Regions from separate parts of the Homo sapiens genome. Here all the other regions are linked to region 1. A link is a contact called in ENCODE Hi-C data. All regions are on one chromosome and are shown on one strand. The core of a region is the stretch at or near the end of the contact, and the rest is flanking DNA. Distances in the headings are between cores, read along the strand shown. Region 1 holds the start of KDM1B (lysine demethylase 1B). Region 2 holds the start of TFAP2A-AS2 (TFAP2A antisense RNA 2). Region 3 holds the start of TMEM14C (transmembrane protein 14C). Region 4 holds the start of MAK (male germ cell associated kinase). Region 5 holds the start of GMNN (geminin DNA replication inhibitor).

Region 1 (3,559 bases), core at 332-2,831:
GTGGATATATCAATATGTAGATTTCATTATAATAATCCCTAGGTTTTTCTGAAGCAGCTTATTCAAAAAGATTTTTTCTTTTTTTTGAGACGGAGTCTTCCTCCGTGGCTCAGGCTGGAGTACAGTGGTGCGATCTCGGCTCACTACAACATCCACCTCCTGGGTTCAAGCGATTCTTCTGCCTCAGCCTCCCGAGTAGCTGGGATTACAGGTGTGTGCCACCACGTCCGGCTAATTTTTGTATTTTTAGTAGAGACCAGGTTTCACCACCTTGGCCAGGCTGGTCTTGAAGTACTCCTGACCTCAAGTGATCGCCCACCTCGGCCTCCCAATATTGAATAATTCAATATTGAATTATTCAATATTCAACATGCAGTTCAATGATTCAATATTAAATCCCCAATTGCCTAGATATCTTTTGTTGATTCTCCCAGCAAGGCAAATAATTATTGATGGTAATTTTCTCATGTACCTCCTGAAGAAGCCTTCTCTCCCACTCGCCTTTCTGCCACTAAAATAGATTTAAAAACACAAAACAAAACTGGTCAAAGCCTTGAGTTATGTGTGTATACGTGGTGTGGGGGATTCCCCAACTGGAGTGGACTGGGGAGTCCTGCAGGCTTACCCAAGGGAAGACTGGACTTCTATGTGGCTGGTTTCCACATCACTGAACCCCAACTTTCTACAGCTGGGTCGGCCTCTTCCTTCCTCTTTCACCTGTCAGCTGCCCGGCCGTTGACTAACAGCTACCCTAATCGGGCCACCCCTCCTCCAGGTCTCCAATCCCAGAGGAGTTACCCCAGCAACCTGGCAATGCTCATCAAGTCTCAACGCGTGGTGGCTGTGCCAGAGAATTACTACAACACCTGCAAGGCTGTGCGGGCTCCTGGCCGCACCCTATCGGCCGGGAAGAACAAGCGAGGGAGTTCCTACTCCAGGACCGTGGGGTTCTCCCGCGGCTCTGACAGTCCCCAGGAGGGAGCCCCAAACTCCCGGTGCCAGCTGCAGCCGCCTCGCTTTCCGAGAAGCTTTCGGAAGCTTTTCGAAGTCGGAGAAGCAACTGCCCCGGGGCTCACCTTTGCGCTGAAGAGGTGCCGGGAGTCTCGGGGAAAAGGCACCGCTGTACAGAAAGGAAACATTGTAGGGGGGTTAGCCGACCGGCAACATCGCGACGAACCCGGCGACCCCACGCCCCAACACCCTAGCCCGGGAATTCCCCCTTCTTCAGACAGATACCCACCCCGCACCCTCTTTTAATCCGGGGCAGGAGGTATCCGTCCCTGGGGCACCCGCCCACCTCCCACCACGGCGAGGGGCGCTGCACAGGGGGAAAGGGAGGGCTTGCACCCCAACCAAGCTGCTTTGTGCAACGCTGTCACCCGAAATCCGCCACGGCCCCCACGCACGCCCCCGGAGTGGGGAGCCTCCCACCTCTGAGCGCCAGCGAGGCGGTGCGCGCCGCCCTGGACTGCGGGCGCCTCTCCGGAGCCGCGCGCCGCGCGCACAGGACGGCTGCAGCCGCGCCGCGAGCCCCAGCCTCTTCTCGGCCGCCGCCGCCGCCGCCGCTTCCGCCCCTGTCACGGCGTGACCCGGGGTGGGAGGAGCCGACAGGACTAGGGATGGGTAGGGTCCCCGCCTTCGCTTTAGCCGCAGCGCTCGCTCCGCCCTGCCCATTTCCGCCGCTGCGCAAACCCCGGCGCTTGGGGAAGTGGGTGGAGTCTGTGCAACGAGGTACGGGGCGGGAGTGGAGACGGGGCGCCGGGAGAGGGGGCGGGAACTGAGGCGGGGCGCGGGAAAGAGGCGGGGCGCGGGAAAGAGGCGGGGCGCGGGCGGAGGCGGGGCGCGGGCGGAGGCGGGGCGCGGGCGGAGGCGGGGCGCGGAGAAGTGGCGGAGGTGGAAGCGGAGGCGTACCCGCCCCTGGGGACGTCATTGGTGGCGGAGGCAATGGCCGGCAACCAGCTGTAAGCGAGGTAGGCTCACTCGGGCGCGGAGGGTGCGGGTGAGAAAGGGAACGATTTGCTAGGAGTGTATGCGCCCGTGCTAGGGCTCCCAGGAATTCTTACAAGCGTAGACAGCCTAGCAATCAGCCCTGTGAAGTGGGGTTCAGGGCAGAAGCGGAAACTGGGAATAACGAGGTCGGACAGTAAATGACCTGAATCCAATGTCCAGGATTTAAAGTGCTTCCAAAGCACTGGTGTGTTTTAATTATTTTTTTTTCTTTTTTCTTTTAGAGACAGGGTCTCCCTCTGTCGCCCATGCTAGCGTGCAGTGGCACAATCATAGCTCACTGTAACCTGGAACTCCTGGGCTCAAGTGATCTTCCCGCCCCAGCCTCCTCGGTAACTGGGACTACAGGCTCGCTGCACCACGCTTGGCTAATTTTTCAAATTTTTTTTTATAGAAACGGACTCTCGGTTTTTTCCCCAGCCTGGTGTATTAGTGATTTTTGGGAAAAAATAAGTACTGCCAAATAGTGAGTGATCCCTGGTGATGTGGGAAACTGGGGTGCTGTAAATATTCTGTCTTGCTCTGCGGTGGTTACACAGGTGTATGTATATGTAAAAAATTCACCGAGTCATACTCTTTTAAGATGTGTGCACCTTAGGAAAGTTTCTTCTCAATTTTATGAAATTTAAAAACAAAACTATAGCAGAAGCTTTTGAAAAGGTGAGAATGGAGACTAGAACAACTTGAGGACTTTGTTTGTGGGCAGAAATTTTTGTGAAATTTCCCTTCCTTAATTCTTGTAATGTGCACTTTTTTTGTATTATAGAAATAAACTTTATTTCTCTAGAAATGATGTATACAAGTGGAGTCCATGCTGAGAAACTGTTAGAACAGCTAAGACGTTGAGCCCAGGAGTTTGAGACCAGCCTGGGTAACATAGCAAGACCCTGTCTCTACAAAATATTTAAAAATTAGCCAGGCATGGTGGTGCACCCTTATAGTCCCAGGTACTCAGGAGGTTGAAGTGAGAGGATCGCTTGAGCCCCAGTGTTGGAGACGGAAGTGTCATTACACCACTGCACTCCAGCCTGGGGGATAGAGAGAGACCCTGTCTCAAAAACAAACAACTAAGACATGATTAAGTTATGTGCATGATTTTGTTAGACAGTTCAAGTTTGTGTGAAAGGAATAGAGTTGTGCTACTCCAGGCTGCTGTGGAACTCTGATAAAGATTATGCTTCTCTTTTAAGTAGAGAACTGCTTTATGAAGCCTTGAATTTAGGTTCCAGAGTTTCTGAATGAAAATGAGAAAACTGCAACATTCTTTTGCTTTTCTGTACCCAATATAAATCAGATACTTTCTACTGACCTCTCAGAAAACTCAGAGTCACCTCCTGATACCATCAGGGTCTTGCAGAAGCCATTTGTCAACAAATATTTGCTAAGAAGTGAATTCATGTTCCCAGGTAATGAGAGAAATGCCTCCTCCCTATATCCTAAGCATACTGAGGCCAAATTTGGCAACAAAAGGGGAAATTTGCCTGAAATACATGCTTTTATGCAATGTTTGCTATTTCACAGATTAATCATTAAATTAGAACCACCAATAATA
Region 2 (3,559 bases), core at 753-3,252, 7.8 Mb after region 1:
CAATTTTGAAACAGTTTGATAGTTTAATCCATTGCCTGGATGAAGGTTAAGAAGTGTATAATGCTAAAATAGTACAAATAATTTAACATTAATGTAAGAACAGATGATAAGAAGCACTCTTTAGTAGAGGAAAAAAACATTCATGTTCTTCAATTTAGTTTCTTGTTAGCTGTTTAAGGGTCTTAGAACTTTGTGAATTAGGTTAACAAAATTTTAGCTTTTGGTTAAAATTAGTATCTTGAAGATGGGAGGAATATTAGCATACTTGTTCAGAGGAGAAATTGTTAGAAAAGTGTCAAGTGATTTGCATGGATTTGTAATCTGTATTGTGTTTAGTGAGTAGAAATAAAGTTTACTGAATTAAATGCTATTCACTCTTGGTAGCAGCTTTTTTTTTGGTTATGGTGGCAATGTTACATTTCAGGATTCTAGGCACCACCAGAGGACGATGCTATATAAAACTGTTCTCATTTCTAACCCCAATCAGTATATTGTTAGCTAGTTTAAAGTTTCATTTTTGCATCTGTGAAGTCTTTGTCACGTCAAATTAGATGTGCAAGGGATAAATCTTAAGAGATGCTCTTTCCAAGTCGACATGATAATTGGCTCTTTTATTAGTAATCTCTCAAGAGTTCGTTTAACTCCTATTGTCTCTATTAGCCTCCCCAGAGCTATTAATGTCACAAGTGATCTATCCAAAACCTAGAGCCCCCCACCTCCCTATACCTCTAGCATATCCCCATTAAAGAACGCATAAGGAACACTGTGATGAGATTGTGTGCATATGATGTCTCCAAATGGAATTTTAAAATACAATGCATACTGTACTTAAATGGTTGTGAATGCATCTGAATTACACTGGTGCTGAGAAACGTAATGCATTAGTATACTTTCTGCAGGTCTTCTATTTTTTTTTTTTCTAACAGTGGTGAGTCCAGCAATAAAGAGCTTATGGTTTTAACTAGGAAGTATATATACCCACTTTCCCAATAAAGGCGCTTTAGCAGAGGACTGTTAAGTATTTACTTAACAAAAGGGCACATTGCTAGTATTCCACTGTAGGCCTGTTCTTCCCTCCCCACTCCGCAGTTCAAAACTGGCCTTGGAATGGATCTCCAAAACTGAGACGTTTTCAAAATTGAACATAGGAAAGGGCCTATTTATCAAAAAGACGGGACGTGTGGTGTGGACAACAAAATCCACCACTTCCCAGCGTGGTGCCTCAATTAAAACGCTCGTTTACAGGGTGCTTTAGCCATCTAAATTGTCGGCTGATTTTAATAATGGGTCTTTGAAGCAGTTTTTCCCCGACACTAAAACCCCACCCAGCAAAACCCCTGAAGTACAAGTAACTTGCTCTCGGTTTGCAAATGTAATTCCCTCCCCTGCACCCTGAACCCGTGGTCCTGGACCTCATCTGGGGCCCACTCCGCTCGGATGCTCAGCGCCTCAGGGGTCACCAATTTCACCACCCATCTCTAGAGAGCACCCTTGACGGCGAAGGGGAAAGGGTCAAGGCAGAAACGCAGGCCAGGCTGGCTGGGGGAGGGCAGGGCCGCCTCCCGGCCGCCGGGTGAGGTAGGGAAGGGCTCGAGCCCGAGGAAGGGAAGTAGCAGAGCCACAGAATTTCAGAGCCGGACGGAAAAGCGGGGACTGTGGCCCAAAGCCTGGGATCCGGCCCTGGCCGGGATGAGGGCCGGGGTCGGGCAGGATTTGGGGGTGATCCACGACGCCCAACACGCGGCCTCCCCTCTGTCTCCGCAGGCCCCGTGTCCCTGTCCAAGTCCAACAGCAATGCCGTCTCCGCCATCCCTATTAACAAGGACAACCTCTTCGGCGGCGTGGTGAACCCCAACGAAGTCTTCTGTTCAGTTCCGGGTCGCCTCTCGCTCCTCAGCTCCACCTCGAAGTACAAGGTCACGGTGGCGGAAGTGCAGCGGCGGCTCTCACCACCCGAGTGTCTCAACGCGTCGCTGCTGGGCGGAGTGCTCCGGAGGTGAGGCCCGGCACGGCCCCGCCCGCCCCGCCCCGCGGCCGGGGGAACCACTGCGCTTGCGCCGGGGCGGTGGCGGCGACGCAAACAGGCCTCGCGCCGCGGCCCTCCCTACGCGGGAAAGGAAAGGGGGCGGGGAGAAGAGCGTAGAGCCAAGTGGGCGGGATCTGGGGGCGGGGGAGCGGGCGATGCGGCGCGCGCCTGCGCTCTCCGCTGCTTTCCCGCGAGCGAGTTCTGGTGCGCGCTTCGTTCGCTGCCGCGCGCTCGCGGAGTCCTCCGCTCCGCCCTCCTCCTCGCGCAAGCGCAGCTCGCTCCGCCGCGGGCTCAATCCCGGCCACTGCAGCCGCGGGGCGCCGTACAGCCACCTTTTCCCTCTTCGCGCACACCTTGCAAGCCCAGGAAAAGTTCCTCTCAGGCTCCTCGCTTTGCCTTACCTCTCTGAGTAGGGTCTCCGAGGGTAACCGGTCGTGCCTTGTATAGGGTTTTAATAGAATGGCTTTTAACTAAAGGAAGAGAATGGTTGTCCTCTTGAGTCCGCACGCCATGCTTTCCGGTCGCTGTCATCTCCAGACCCCCATACTATAGGCGTTTGCATATGATGATGATTCCCAATTTACTGAGGCCCTGATGTGTGCCAGGCTGCGTGCGAGCATGTTTACGTGCATTGTGTGTAGTCACTACCAAGGAATGCATCTGTTACATACATAGCCAGGGATTCTTACCTCACCCCTGCGAGGTTTGAGTGATTCATTTAGTAGATAAGATTTTATAAGGGTCAGCAAGGTAAAGCACCTTCCCTTAGGGCAGTTTTCTCCCTGCTGTGGGCTTCCTACCCCTAGGATTCCACTGCACGTTGTGAGTTGTGGGGCTTGTGTTGAACTTACCCGGATAATGTTTCTTCTCTTCTTTAATAATACTGAGAACTTCATTGTTTTGACTGTTATTCATTTACTTATGTGTTGATAGACCCACAGTTCCTTTCTAGTGGCTATATCCCGCACAAAGCCTATAAAGATCATTTTTTGGAAGGGTTTAACATCAACCATTCTAGTCTTTTCTTCCTCCTGCACAGTCATTTTGCTTTCCCTTTGTAGTCTTTCACTGACACAGATCTTTTCCTTGCCCTCTGCTTTTTCCTTCCCTTCCCCCATCCCCAATATTGGAGACTGTTTACCTAGGGGAGTATAATCTAATCCACACAATTAAAGAGCACTTGAGTAGGGAATAAAATCTGAAATTAATTAATTTGCTGTTTTATTTAAACAATTTATCTTAACCACTTTCTGATTATGGGATTCTATTTAGACATCTGTTTAGAACTGCCTCCATTGTCTCTGAAATCAGTGAAACTTTTAGGGCTGATATCAGCTTTTGACATTTCCAGTTAGGCTGGTGACATGGCACGTAAACAGTTGGCGAAACGAATTTCCCTTTGGGGCTAGAGCCAGAGCAAGAAACGTGAGAGTGATGATAACTTTGGTTACTCGGAACAACCTAACAGCATATCTTGCAAAGACAGTTTTAAAGACCCCATTGGGATTGGTGTGATTGTAACAGCAGAGAAAA
Region 3 (3,559 bases), core at 331-2,830, 7.4 Mb after region 1:
CATTTACTGCACTCACACTGAGCCAGTGTCCTGCATTTTTCTCTTCTCTGTCCAGACAGGAGACTACCCCAGGCCTGCACCTGCAGAAAACAAGCTGGATCAGAGGTAGTTAAAAGCACAGCTCTCCAGCAGTCAGAAAGAAGTGTGTCCAACCTGCAAGCTACGCAACCTAAGTCTCAGTATTCTTCACTGTACCATGAGGATAACACTGGTACCGATTTCCTGGGGCTGTAGTGAGCATTCAATGGATGTCACATGTAAAGGTGCTTAGCACCTAGTAAACCCTGAACAGATGCTGACCATTGTCATGAAAACCTCAGTTTTAATCACATAGGCCCACGGGAAACTCAGCAAGATCCACTGACCAGCTCTAAAATCAGGGAATGTGTTAGTCATTTCATCAGCTACCCATGTTATCACTAAATTCAAAAGCAAATACTCCCGTGCCCTTAATCCAACTACTTTAATGTCTCTTTTGAGGGGAGGTAGGGGTGTTGCTTTTCATCCCTGCTGCAACAGCCAATTTCAAAGCTCAACTTTTTTAGAAACTTCTGCGTCCAACTCACAGTTCTTGTTAGGAGGGCAGTAGTAGGAGAGGATAAAATATACGGAAACAGTGGTCATATTCACATGTGACACTACACCCTTGGAAAAACAGCTTCTATTTTCTTACAGAAAGTATCCTGTGTCCAGTGAGCCAAAAGATGAAAGCAATGCATACCCCGTTTATTCTGTTTAAAGAATTAGGCCAAGCGCAGTGGCTGACGCCTGTCATCCCAGTACTTTAGGAGGCCGAGGCGGGCGGATCACCTGGGGTTAGGAGTTCAAGACCAGCCTGGCCAACATAGTGAAACCCATTGTCTACTAAAAAATATAAAAAAATTAATCGCGCATGGTGATATGCGACTGTAAATCCCAGCTACTTGGGAGGCTGAAGTGGGAGGATGGCTTGAGCCCAGGAGGCAGAGGCTGCAATGAGACATATTCAGGCAACTGCACTCAAGCATGGGCGACAGAGCAAGTCCCTCCCTCAAGGACAAAAAAAAAAAAAAAAAGAATTAAGTTTCCATAAAACAGGGAAGGGCAGCGGGCTTGGGATCTTGCCCACAGTTCTTAACTCGAGACGGCACCGAGTAAGGGAGGCTTTTAAAGAGATGGAGCAAGAAAATCACCAAGAAACGAGGCAACACTATGCTACATGGGTAAGCCTTTGCCTCAGGAGCCCAGGGGCTCCGCGCATCCACAACTTCTTTTAAAAGCAGAAAATACCCAACGAGAAAAGCACCGACCACACGGCCTGAAGGCCCGCTGAATCGGGGGGACGAAAAGCAGACGGCCGTGAAACTCCTAAATAATCCCTAAAAGTTAAAAGTGGCAGAAAATAAGAATAATCCCCAAATACTCGCACCGGTCTCACGAAGGCCCCGGCTGTCTACAAGGGCGCGCAAGCCGCAGGAATGACTGCGAGGTGTCGCCGGAAATGCAGCGGCGGGCGCTCTCCGTCCCGGTGGCGGGGCGAGGAGAGGGGAGCGGCTCTGTTGTGCCTGCGCAGTGTACCGGGAGAGGGGCGGTCAGAGAATGGGGACGGTGCGGGCGGGGCTTGAGCCGCCAAGTAGCAGCATGCGCCCTGCATTCAGCGGGTGGAGAGTGGGGCGGGGCATCGCGGCGAGCTCCTGAGTCCAGGGAACGCGGCGGGGAATCTCTGTGCTTCCCCTGTCCGCAGCGCCTGCAGGGCCGACCAGTATCAGTCCCAGGTCCAATCCTGAGTGGCCAAAAGCAGGAGACCCGGAGTTGGACCTGGGACTTGCACAAGCCGGACCACGTGAGCTCGGCCACGCCAGAGGTGAGGCCACCGCTGCGGGACCAGGGAATCTGAGGCTGGATTTTGAAGGACCCCATTAATAGAGGAACAAGTTACAGGGTATAAACCAGATGCAGGCCATCAGGGAGGAGTGTCACTCAAGCCCGATCTTGTCTACACCAGGAAGGGCCTGCCTGGAAGAAAATACGGGGGCTGCAGAATAATGTGGCTCAAAGCCAAATATCCGTTTGTTTTAGGGAGTGAGGCTGCTTGAGAAGCATCTTAAAGGGGGATGGGGAGTAAGTTAAACCTGATTTTTACCCAGCTCTGTGGACCCAAAATATCCACAGCATATTATCTCCATTCCCACTTGGAGTCACTCCTATTCCGTTTCCTGCACCACCATTCTCTTAGTTGCTCTACACTAAAATTTGCTGTCATCGTTGACTTCTCCCTCTCCATCCCCTACAAGTATCAACATACACAAATCTGACCAATATAATTGTCAGTGAATAAAGCGAATTCCAGCCAAGTTTTTTTTTTTTTTATGTGGAGTCTCACTCTATTGCCCAGGCTGGAGTGCAGCGTATGATCTTGTCTCACCACTACCTCTGACTCCCATGTTCAACTGATTCTCCTGCCTCAGCTGCCTGAGTAGCTGGGATTATAGGCCTGTACCACCACCCCTGGCTGCCAGGCTAATTTTTGTTATTTTTAGTGGAGATAGTGAGAGATCACAACGTGCCAGTGTGTTCAAAATTGATGGCTTCTTGGTCTGACTTGAGAAAGCTGCAGACCCTCGCGATGAGTGTTAGTTCTTAAAAGCAGTGTCTCTAGAGTTTTTCTTCCGATGTTTAGAAGTATTCAGGGAGTTTTTCTGCTGGTGGGTTTGCTGTCTCACTGGCTCAACGAGCAAAGCTACAGACCTCTGTGGTGGATGTTAAAGCTCTTAAGGCAGTGTGTCTGGAATTGTTTGTTCTTCCCGGTGGGATCGTGGTCTCCCTAGCTTTGGACTGGCTCAAGGAGCAAAGCTACAGACTTCTATAACGAATGTTAAAGCTCTTAAGGCAGTGCGTCTGGAATATGTTTGTTCTTTCCGGTGGGATCGTGGTCTTCGTAGCTTTGGGAGCAAAACTGCAAATCTTCGCAGTGAGCGTTACCACTTGTAAAGACAACACAGGACCTAAGCACCGAGCAACAGCAATATTTGTTGCAAAAAGAAAAAGAGAAAGAACAAAGCCTCCTCCACATAGAAGAAAACCCAAGTGCGTTACAACTACTGGCTTGGGCAGCCTGCTTTTATTCTCTTATCTGGCCCCACCCACATCCTGCTGATTGGTAGAGCCGAGTGGTCTGTTTTGACAGGGTGCTGATTGGTGCGTTTACAATCCCTGAGCTAGATACAAAAGTTCTCCACGTCCCCACCAGATTAGCTATAGAGTGTCCACACAAAGGTTCTCCAAGGTCCTGCCAGAGTAGCTAGATACAGAGTGTGGATTGGTGCATTCACAAACCCTGAGCTAGACACACGGTGCTGACTGGTGTGTTTACAAACCTTGAGCTAGATACAGAGTGCCGATTGGTGTATTTACAATCCCTAAGCTAGACATAAAGGTTCTCCACGGTCCCCACCAGAGTAGCTAGATACAGTGTCCATTGGTGCATTCACAAACCCTGAGCCAGACACAGGGGGCTGATTGGTGTGTTTACAAACCTTGAGCTAGATATAGAGTGCCAATTGGTGTATTTACAATCCCT
Region 4 (3,559 bases), core at 424-2,923, 7.3 Mb after region 1:
GGGGTTTCTCCAGGTTGGTCAGACTGGTCTCAAACTCCCGACCTCAGGTGATCCGCCCACCTCGGCCTCCCAAAGTGCTGGGATTACAGGCATGAGCCACCGCGCCTGGCCATTTATTATTATTATTATTTTGAGACAGAGTCTTGCTCAGTCACCCAGGCTGGAGTGCAGTGGCACGTTCTCCGCTCACTGCAACCTCTGCCTCCTGGGTTCAAGTGATTCTCCTGCCTCAGCCTCCCGAGTAGCTGGGATTACAGGCATGTGCCACCACACCCAGATATTTTTTGTATTTTTAGTAGAGATGGGGTTTCACCATGTTGGCCAGGCTGGTCTTGAACTCCTGACCTCAGGTGAGCCACTCACCTGGGCCTCCCAAAGTGCTGGGATTACAGGCATGAGCCACTGAGCCCCGTCTGTTTTTAAATGTTTATTTCAATAGCTCTTGGGGTACAAGTGGTTTTTTGTTACATAGATGAATTATATAGTGGTGAATTCTGAGATTTTAGTGCACCCATCATCTGAGTAGTGTATATGGTACCTAGTGCATAGTTTTTTTTATCCCTAGGCTCTCTCCCATCCTCCCCTTTCTGAGTCTCCAAAGTCCATTATTTCACTGTGTATGCCTTTGCATACTCATAGCTTGGCTTTTGCTTATAAGTGAGAACATACAGTTTTTGGTTTTCCACGCCTGTATTACTTTGCGTAGAATAAGGACCTCCCACTCTTCCAAGTTGTTGCAAAAGACATTATTTCATTCTTTTTTTGTGACTGAGTAGCAGCCTATGGTGTATATATACCACATTTTCTTTATCCACTCATTAGTCAATGGGCACTTAGATTGGTTCCACATCTTTGCAATTGTGAATTGTGCTGCCATAAACATACGCGTGAAAGCCTACTTCACTTTAAGCTGTGAGGGCCACAGGCATGTCTGTCGTGTCTACCTTGGCGCTATTCTTGGTCCCAAGCCCACATCCTGACACCTAATAATTACTAACTTGCCGCACCACTGCTTCATCACTTATGTTTCTGTTTCGTAGACCCTTTTTGCCAGCCAATCTGAACTATTTGCAGTAACACAAGTGTGCCTTCCTCTCTAAATTCTAGACTAGTTACAATTTACCCATTTATTCACACATTCAGTCATTTTTCTTGGAATTACCACTATCTAACTCTGTGGCTGATACTAGGCAGGTTCTCTGAATGAATAAATGGAAACAAACTTAGAAGGGCAGCTCAAGAGGTAATACATACCCAAGGAATTGACCAATTTAAGGAACTGCATACAAGAACAGTTTTTCCCCAGGCACAAGTAAACAAGTGCAAGTATGAGGCAAACAGACTTCCTTCTCTTGCTCTGCCCGGTCTGGGAACCATATTTTAATTAATCAAGACTTTGTAGAATGAATCGGAACAAAACCAAAACAAAATAAAGGGCAAACAAACCAACTTCTGACAAAGACCTGACTGAAAAGGTAATCAACTCCCCTAAACCCCAAGTCTAAATGGCACACTTGCTGCAGCTCAGCCGACAGTCCCCCGGCTCCATGAAGCCCCGCCCCGGGGAAGGCGGGGCCTGCGGGAATTGGCGGGGATTTCCCGCGAGGCCACGCCCTCTCTGGGCCGGCCGTAGGCCCGCCTGCTGCCCCCGCCGTTTCCTAGGAGATGAAACACACAAGACGCCGGAGCTTCACAAGGGAGCGAACGAGGTAAGCAGCAGGCGCGGACAGGTAATCCCCAGCGGGCTGCAGGGCCACCACCCTCTGTCCGACCCAGCCGGAGCCCGACCTGCGAGGCTGGCCGGGCATGTCCCCTCGGCGCCCTGTGCTACCAGGGCCAATCTCCGCCCGGAGACCGGTCCCTGACGCCGGTAGGGGAAGGACTGGAGGGAGGAGGGTCCCCGGAGGGGCGGAGCGGGCGGGAGTGGTCAGCCCGAGGGAAGGCGGTCGGTGTCTCCCAGACCTCTTGACCACTTTCCCGCCTCCTGGACCGCGGGGGCCGGCCTGGCGTGGGAGGATGACGGCCGGGCGTCCCTTAGCCTGAGACCCCCGCCCCTAAACTCTCCTCCGGGATCTCCCACCTCTGCTCCCCTGCTGCTTGGGCTGGCGGTGGAAACTGTTTTTAGGACAGAGAGGCAGGATTGGGTCTCAGGGAGGCAGCGGAACTGAGTTCAGAACTGTTGCAAAATCTAAAAGGAGGGAGAAAAACAGGAATTAGGTCCGACTCCAGCCCTCGCTGGTGCATCCCAAAGGACGCTCAGGTGAAAGTGGAATTCCGCACACCCCCGTCCCCCCCAACGGCGCCGGACTCCCGGCGCCCGGGGACGCCCCCTCCTTCCACCACGCGGTCCCTGGAGCCTTTTAAGAGCCCTGGTTTGCAGAGTCGGATCAGAAAGTGTGTGACGAAAACTGTCCCTTTTCTGCAAGTAATCCGTTTTAATTTAGGGACAGGTCGAGAGTGCGGTGTCGAGAGCAATAAAACTGGTTTTTAGTGGTTAGTAATCTCAATCCTACAAGGAAAGAGCTGTATGCAAATGTGGTTAGATAATCGTTTAAAAGAAACAGACATTTGTTCTAATGATAACGGAATTCTCAAAGAGGGAAGCCAAAGTTATCTGACTTTATTTATTCAGAAACACAACCCATTAAGTGAAATAATGGTGAAAACAAAAGTGACTTTCCAGCTTTTCGATCGGGCCCCGCCTCCCCGGCCCTTCAATTCCCGAGGCTTGACCGGGAGGGAGAAAGTTCCCCCAACCGCGCCACCGCCTGCTTCCACTGCAGGCACCGGGCAGGACGTTTAATCTCTTCGTCGGGGTGGACTTTTTTTGTGTATAAGCTTTGAAATAATTTGTGAATATGAGCACAGAGAACTGTGCTTTTATATTTTAAGATACAGTCTTTGTTTTCCCATTGTAATAGCTCATTTAATTTCTGTAAAACTTCGACTTGGTTAGTTTGGGATCTTTTTTTCCTGCGTTGCTTTTTAAAGAGTTTGGTGACTTTTAAAACGTTAATTACTCTTTTGTTGTGTATTAGAAGCGTTAAGCCAGCCTCGGAGTGACATAATATGTTCTAGAAAGCCACGTTGAAGACATCCAAGCCTTATCTCTTCAGTTTTTGGCAGACGCTTGTTTTACCCTTCATTTGCCCTCTTTGCTAATCTTCTTTAATCCTATCTGAATCTCTTATTAGCTGGCAAAAGCTGTTGAGAGTAAAGGCTATATTTACAACAATTGTGCACTTAGAGAAACGGTAATTATGAACTTAGATTAAAAAGTTGAAAACTAGAATGAGAGATAAATTATAAGGGTATTTATTTTTGTGTAGGTCTATAATTAAGCCTCTAAATAAGCATCTTTTTCTTTAACCCATAGGAAGGTCAATAAATGTTATAGCTTGATTGTAGAAAATTCCAAGTTTTTAACAATTCTGTTAAATTGAGGATGATAGTTATATTTACTTGGGTTTTTTGTTGCATATGTATCATATCTATATATATTCATGTACATAAGAAACTGTGTTAATATATTCCTATTTTGTAGATTAGTTTTCCATAG
Region 5 (3,559 bases), core at 694-3,193, 6.6 Mb before region 1:
TAAAGAGCAGCATCTTAACTTTCCTGATTCAAAGACAGATTTAAGGTATAATAAACTGGGCTCTGACAATAACTTAACACAGACTTAATATCTGGTCAAATGAGATCATGCATTTACATTTGTAGGAAATGTTTAACCAGTAACATGAACTGAAGGACTAACAAGCAAGAAAGAGGGAAAAGGTAGAAAGGGATCTATGTAATGCGGTTGACTAGACCACTGGGCCAAACTCAGCATCTGAACTGCTGCTCCACTGCCCACTGCCCACTGCCCACTACCCATTGGCCCCTGCCGTGTCTGCGCCTGTGCCTCGTCGATAGATGTCCCTAATTTTTGTGGCCATGCCTTTACTCAGTGCAGTGGCTTCTAACATTAATACATTTTACCTTGTGTCCTGGCGCGTGCACACACATGTGCAAACAAAAAAGCTTAGGAAAGGCCGGGCGTGGTGGCTCACATCTGTAATCCCAGCACTTTGGGAGGTCGAGGCAGGCGGATCACCTGCATGATCACCAAAGTGCTGGAAGGTCGAGGCAAGCGGATCACCTGAGGTCAGAAGTTCGAAACCAGCCTGGCCAATATGGTGAAACTCCATCTCTACCAAAAATACAAAAATTAGCCGGACGTGGTGGTGCTCGTCTGTAGTCCCAGCTACTCGGGAGGCTGAGGCAGGAGTATCGCTTGAACCCGACAGGTGGAGGTGGCAGTGAGCCGAGATCCTGCCACTGCACTCCAGCCTGGGCAACAGAGCGAGACTCCGTCTCAAAAAAAAAAAAAGCTTAGAAAACAAAACAATCTAATTTGTGCGGGCATCCTGCTATTTTCTACTCTATTTCATGTTAAGAAAATGGTGTTCGGGCCCCAGTAAACAGACCCTACGCAATGTTCTTCAAACTGCGGGTCGCGGGCCGTGATCTCGAAATTAGTGAGTCATGAGCAACACTGCTTAGAAAAATGCAACTGAACAGAATGGAATTGAAGAGACGAGAAACATTGCTTCCATCACGTCTCATTTGGTTAGATAGCTGTGTCCTAGGTTGCGACGTAAAACGTACCTTAGTGTGAAAAAAGCTGAAAGCCACTTAGCATTCTAATCCTTCACAAGTTTCCCACGCCTGTCAGCGACCTTGCAACCCTTACTTGTTATTCTCCAGTTCCTTTAATAGCTAGATTAAAAACCCTGGCACAGGACAGGGTCCATGCGAAACCCGTATCAACAACGCCAGTATCCGTTTAATGGGAGACGCAGAATTCAGCCACCTCTTTCCATGAGCCAAATTTGCAGATCCCTCAGATCAGGACCAGCCACTTAACTGCCAAGAGGATGGATGCTTCGCCTCATCCCCACAGCTGGCAAGCCCAGGCTGAGTCCCTTACCCGCGTTGCAGTCCCCAAGCCCGGACCCAGCCAACTTGTCCCGGAGGCCCAGCGCCAGGCTAGGGGGCGGGCAGTGTGGCCCCGCGCGTCCGAGCCTACCAACCGCGGCGCGCGCCTCGGGAACTGCGCCAGCCAGCCAATAGGAAGCGCGGAAGTGAGAGCGCGCCAAAACCGACCCAGCCAATGGGGCAGTCCCTCGACTCACCTCCCAACCCCGCCCCGGCTCCCGCGACCGTTCAACAACCCCTTCGCCCTTACCCAGGCCGCGGCCCTGCAGCTGTCAAAGTAGGACGCGGCTTCAGAGGTTGGCCGGAGGGAAAGCGAGTCGTCTAGAGGCTGTGCGCCTTGCGCCCCTGCGTACCCACTTCCTGCCGCCTCTTGCCCACTTACTGGGTGGAGACGCTCAATCCTCGTAGCGAACGCACGTAGCTATGGCTGCAGCACCTCGCAAAAGGCCACAGCTCACCTACGCTGATCCCCACGGTCGCTGGAGTGCCCGGCGCGCTCTGCAGTAAAGCCCTGCTAACTCCGCTCGCCCGCTCCGAACAACCACGTGACCAACTGACGCAGACGAGGGGCGGGGCCTCTGGATCCCGCGAATCGCCTCTTCCCTCGGCCCCGCCCCTTCCTGCGCCTGCGCGGTCAACGGTAGCGAGTACTTGAGGACCGTGGGGGTTTTCTGCGGGCTGGGAGGCCTGTGCCCTTTGACCCTCCCCTCCGACCCTGCTCTTGGAACTTCCTTAAAATGCAAAGTTTTAGCCCTTTACGAAAGGGAGAAAGATTTGCCTCCATTAGTCGTTAGCACCAGAAGAACAAAATATTGTATGTGCATATATATTAATATGTAGTACACGACATATATTTGTGTAAAGCCCTGGCTCCACGGACTCGTAGTTGTATTAGGGGCTTTTATATTTTGGCTTTTTGTGTTTTGACTATGGTGTGGTGCGGTAGGAATTGTTCAGGAGACAACCGATTATCAGTTAATCCTGCAGCTATTCATTGAGCGCCTTATACGTGCCAATTACTACTGTTCTAGGCACTGAAATTACAACTGCTGTTGCAATTTGAAGGAGCAGAAACACCTTGGTAATAATTACGTCTAGCCTTTTCCTTCTTTTTTTTTTTTTTAATTGAAACGGAGTCTCGCTCTGTCACCCAGGCTGGAGTGCAGTGGCGCGATCTCGGCTCACTGCAAGCTCCGCCTCCCGGGTTCAAGCGATTCTCCTGCCTCAGCCTCCCGAGTAGCTGGGACTACAGACAAAGGGAGACCCTGTCTCAAAAAAAAATTAATTTTAAAATATTTTAAAAATAAAAAGCAGAAGGAAGGCGTTATCGAGTACAAATAAGGGACATATTACCAAATGCAATGTATGGATCTCGTCTGAACTAAACACTGTATTTAAAAAAATACCCAAGGGAAATTTGAACACTGACTGAATATTTTGGGATGGTAAGATATGAGTTGTTTAAGGTTACCTGATGAGCAATGGGTTAAAAAAAGAGATTAGTTGTAATGACAATATTGTGGGTTTTATTGTAATAGCTTCTACCTATAAATGGTAATTACAGATGAAATTTTATACCATATATTTTATTTGAAATAATTATTGAGAGAAGCAAGGGAAAAGGTATAAATCAAGCTTTCTCAGTATGGGCTCTATTGACATTTTAGACTGGGCAAATTGTTCGTGGTGGGGGCTGTCCTGGGCATTGTATGCTGTTTAGCAGTATCCCTGGCCTCTACCCTCTAGCTACCAGGAGTACATCCCAATTGTGAAGACCAAAAATGTCTGCAGACCTTGTCAGATAACCTTCCGCAGGGCAAAATCATCCCCAGTTGAGAACCACTGGTGCGAATAAAACAGTATTGGCCTTGTGTTGATAACTGCTGAGGCTAGTATGGATGAGTACATGAAGATTTTTTATTCACTCCCTCTACTTTTATATCTGTTTGGGATTTTCAATAATAATTTTTTTTTTTGAGACGGAGTCTTGCACTGTCACCAGGGCTGGAGTGCAATGGTGCAACCTCGGCTTACTGCAACCTCTGCCCCCCCCGGGTTCAAGCGATTCTCCTGCCTCAGCCTCCCAAGTAGCTGGGATTACAGGTGCCCGCCACCACACCCAGCTAATTTTTTGTAGTTTTAGTAGAGACAGGGTTTCACTATGTTGGCCAGGC

The links. A loop is a pair of places that touch in the nucleus more often than their neighbours do. Pooled maps may share reads with other maps.
Region 2: a map of naive thymus-derived CD4-positive, alpha-beta T cell shows a loop between it and region 1 (8-fold over the local background). The contact joins the promoter of TFAP2A-AS2 here to the promoter of KDM1B in region 1. A Hi-C loop is called at or near these places in 2 of 168 maps with a recorded cell type or tissue (both naive thymus-derived CD4-positive, alpha-beta T cell), 5 of 37 single-sample maps with no recorded cell type and 8 of 50 pooled maps.
Region 3: a map of CD8-positive, alpha-beta T cell shows a loop between it and region 1 (9-fold over the local background). The contact joins the promoter of TMEM14C here to the promoter of KDM1B in region 1. A Hi-C loop is called at or near these places in 1 of 168 maps with a recorded cell type or tissue (CD8-positive, alpha-beta T cell), 2 of 37 single-sample maps with no recorded cell type and 5 of 50 pooled maps.
Region 4: a map of CD8-positive, alpha-beta T cell shows a loop between it and region 1 (6-fold over the local background). The contact joins the promoter of MAK here to the promoter of KDM1B in region 1. A Hi-C loop is called at or near these places in 3 of 168 maps with a recorded cell type or tissue (CD4-positive, alpha-beta memory T cell, CD8-positive, alpha-beta T cell and naive thymus-derived CD4-positive, alpha-beta T cell), 2 of 37 single-sample maps with no recorded cell type and 8 of 50 pooled maps.
Region 5: a pooled map shows a loop between it and region 1 (15-fold over the local background). The contact joins the promoter of GMNN here to the promoter of KDM1B in region 1. A Hi-C loop is called at or near these places in 2 of 50 pooled maps.

What each region holds. Positions count from the first base shown.
Region 1 is chr6:18,153,444-18,157,002 of GRCh38, reverse strand. It overlaps KDM1B (lysine demethylase 1B), which reads right to left and starts at 1,581. Exons shown (of 22, transcript NM_001364614.2): 1 at 1,432-1,581; 2 at 1,077-1,120. It overlaps TPMT (thiopurine S-methyltransferase), which reads left to right and starts at 1,926. Exons shown (of 9, transcript NM_000367.5): 1 at 1,926-1,970. RefSeq lists an enhancer at 641-880 and a silencer at 1,321-1,880.
Region 2 is chr6:10,402,945-10,406,503 of GRCh38, reverse strand. It overlaps TFAP2A-AS2 (TFAP2A antisense RNA 2), which reads right to left and starts at 2,002. Exons shown (of 1, transcript NR_145448.1): 1 at 1-2,002. It overlaps TFAP2A (transcription factor AP-2 alpha), which reads left to right. Exons shown (of 7, transcript NM_001372066.1): 4 at 1,765-1,996. RefSeq lists enhancers at 1,721-1,830, 1,641-2,258, 2,054-2,348, 2,261-3,460 and a silencer at 1,961-2,340.
Region 3 is chr6:10,721,091-10,724,649 of GRCh38, reverse strand. It overlaps TMEM14C (transmembrane protein 14C), which reads right to left and starts at 1,580. Exons shown (of 6, transcript NM_016462.4): 1 at 1,409-1,580; 2 at 17-80. The coding sequence starts at 36. RefSeq lists an enhancer at 684-1,580 and a silencer at 1,520-1,649.
Region 4 is chr6:10,836,653-10,840,211 of GRCh38, reverse strand. MAK (male germ cell associated kinase) reads left to right here and starts at 1,673. Exons shown (of 15, transcript NM_001242957.3): 1 at 1,673-1,709. RefSeq lists enhancers at 991-1,150, 1,201-1,260 and a silencer at 1,481-1,610.
Region 5 is chr6:24,773,321-24,776,879 of GRCh38, reverse strand. GMNN (geminin DNA replication inhibitor) reads right to left here and starts at 1,943. Exons shown (of 7, transcript NM_015895.5): 1 at 1,636-1,943. RefSeq lists an enhancer at 949-1,028.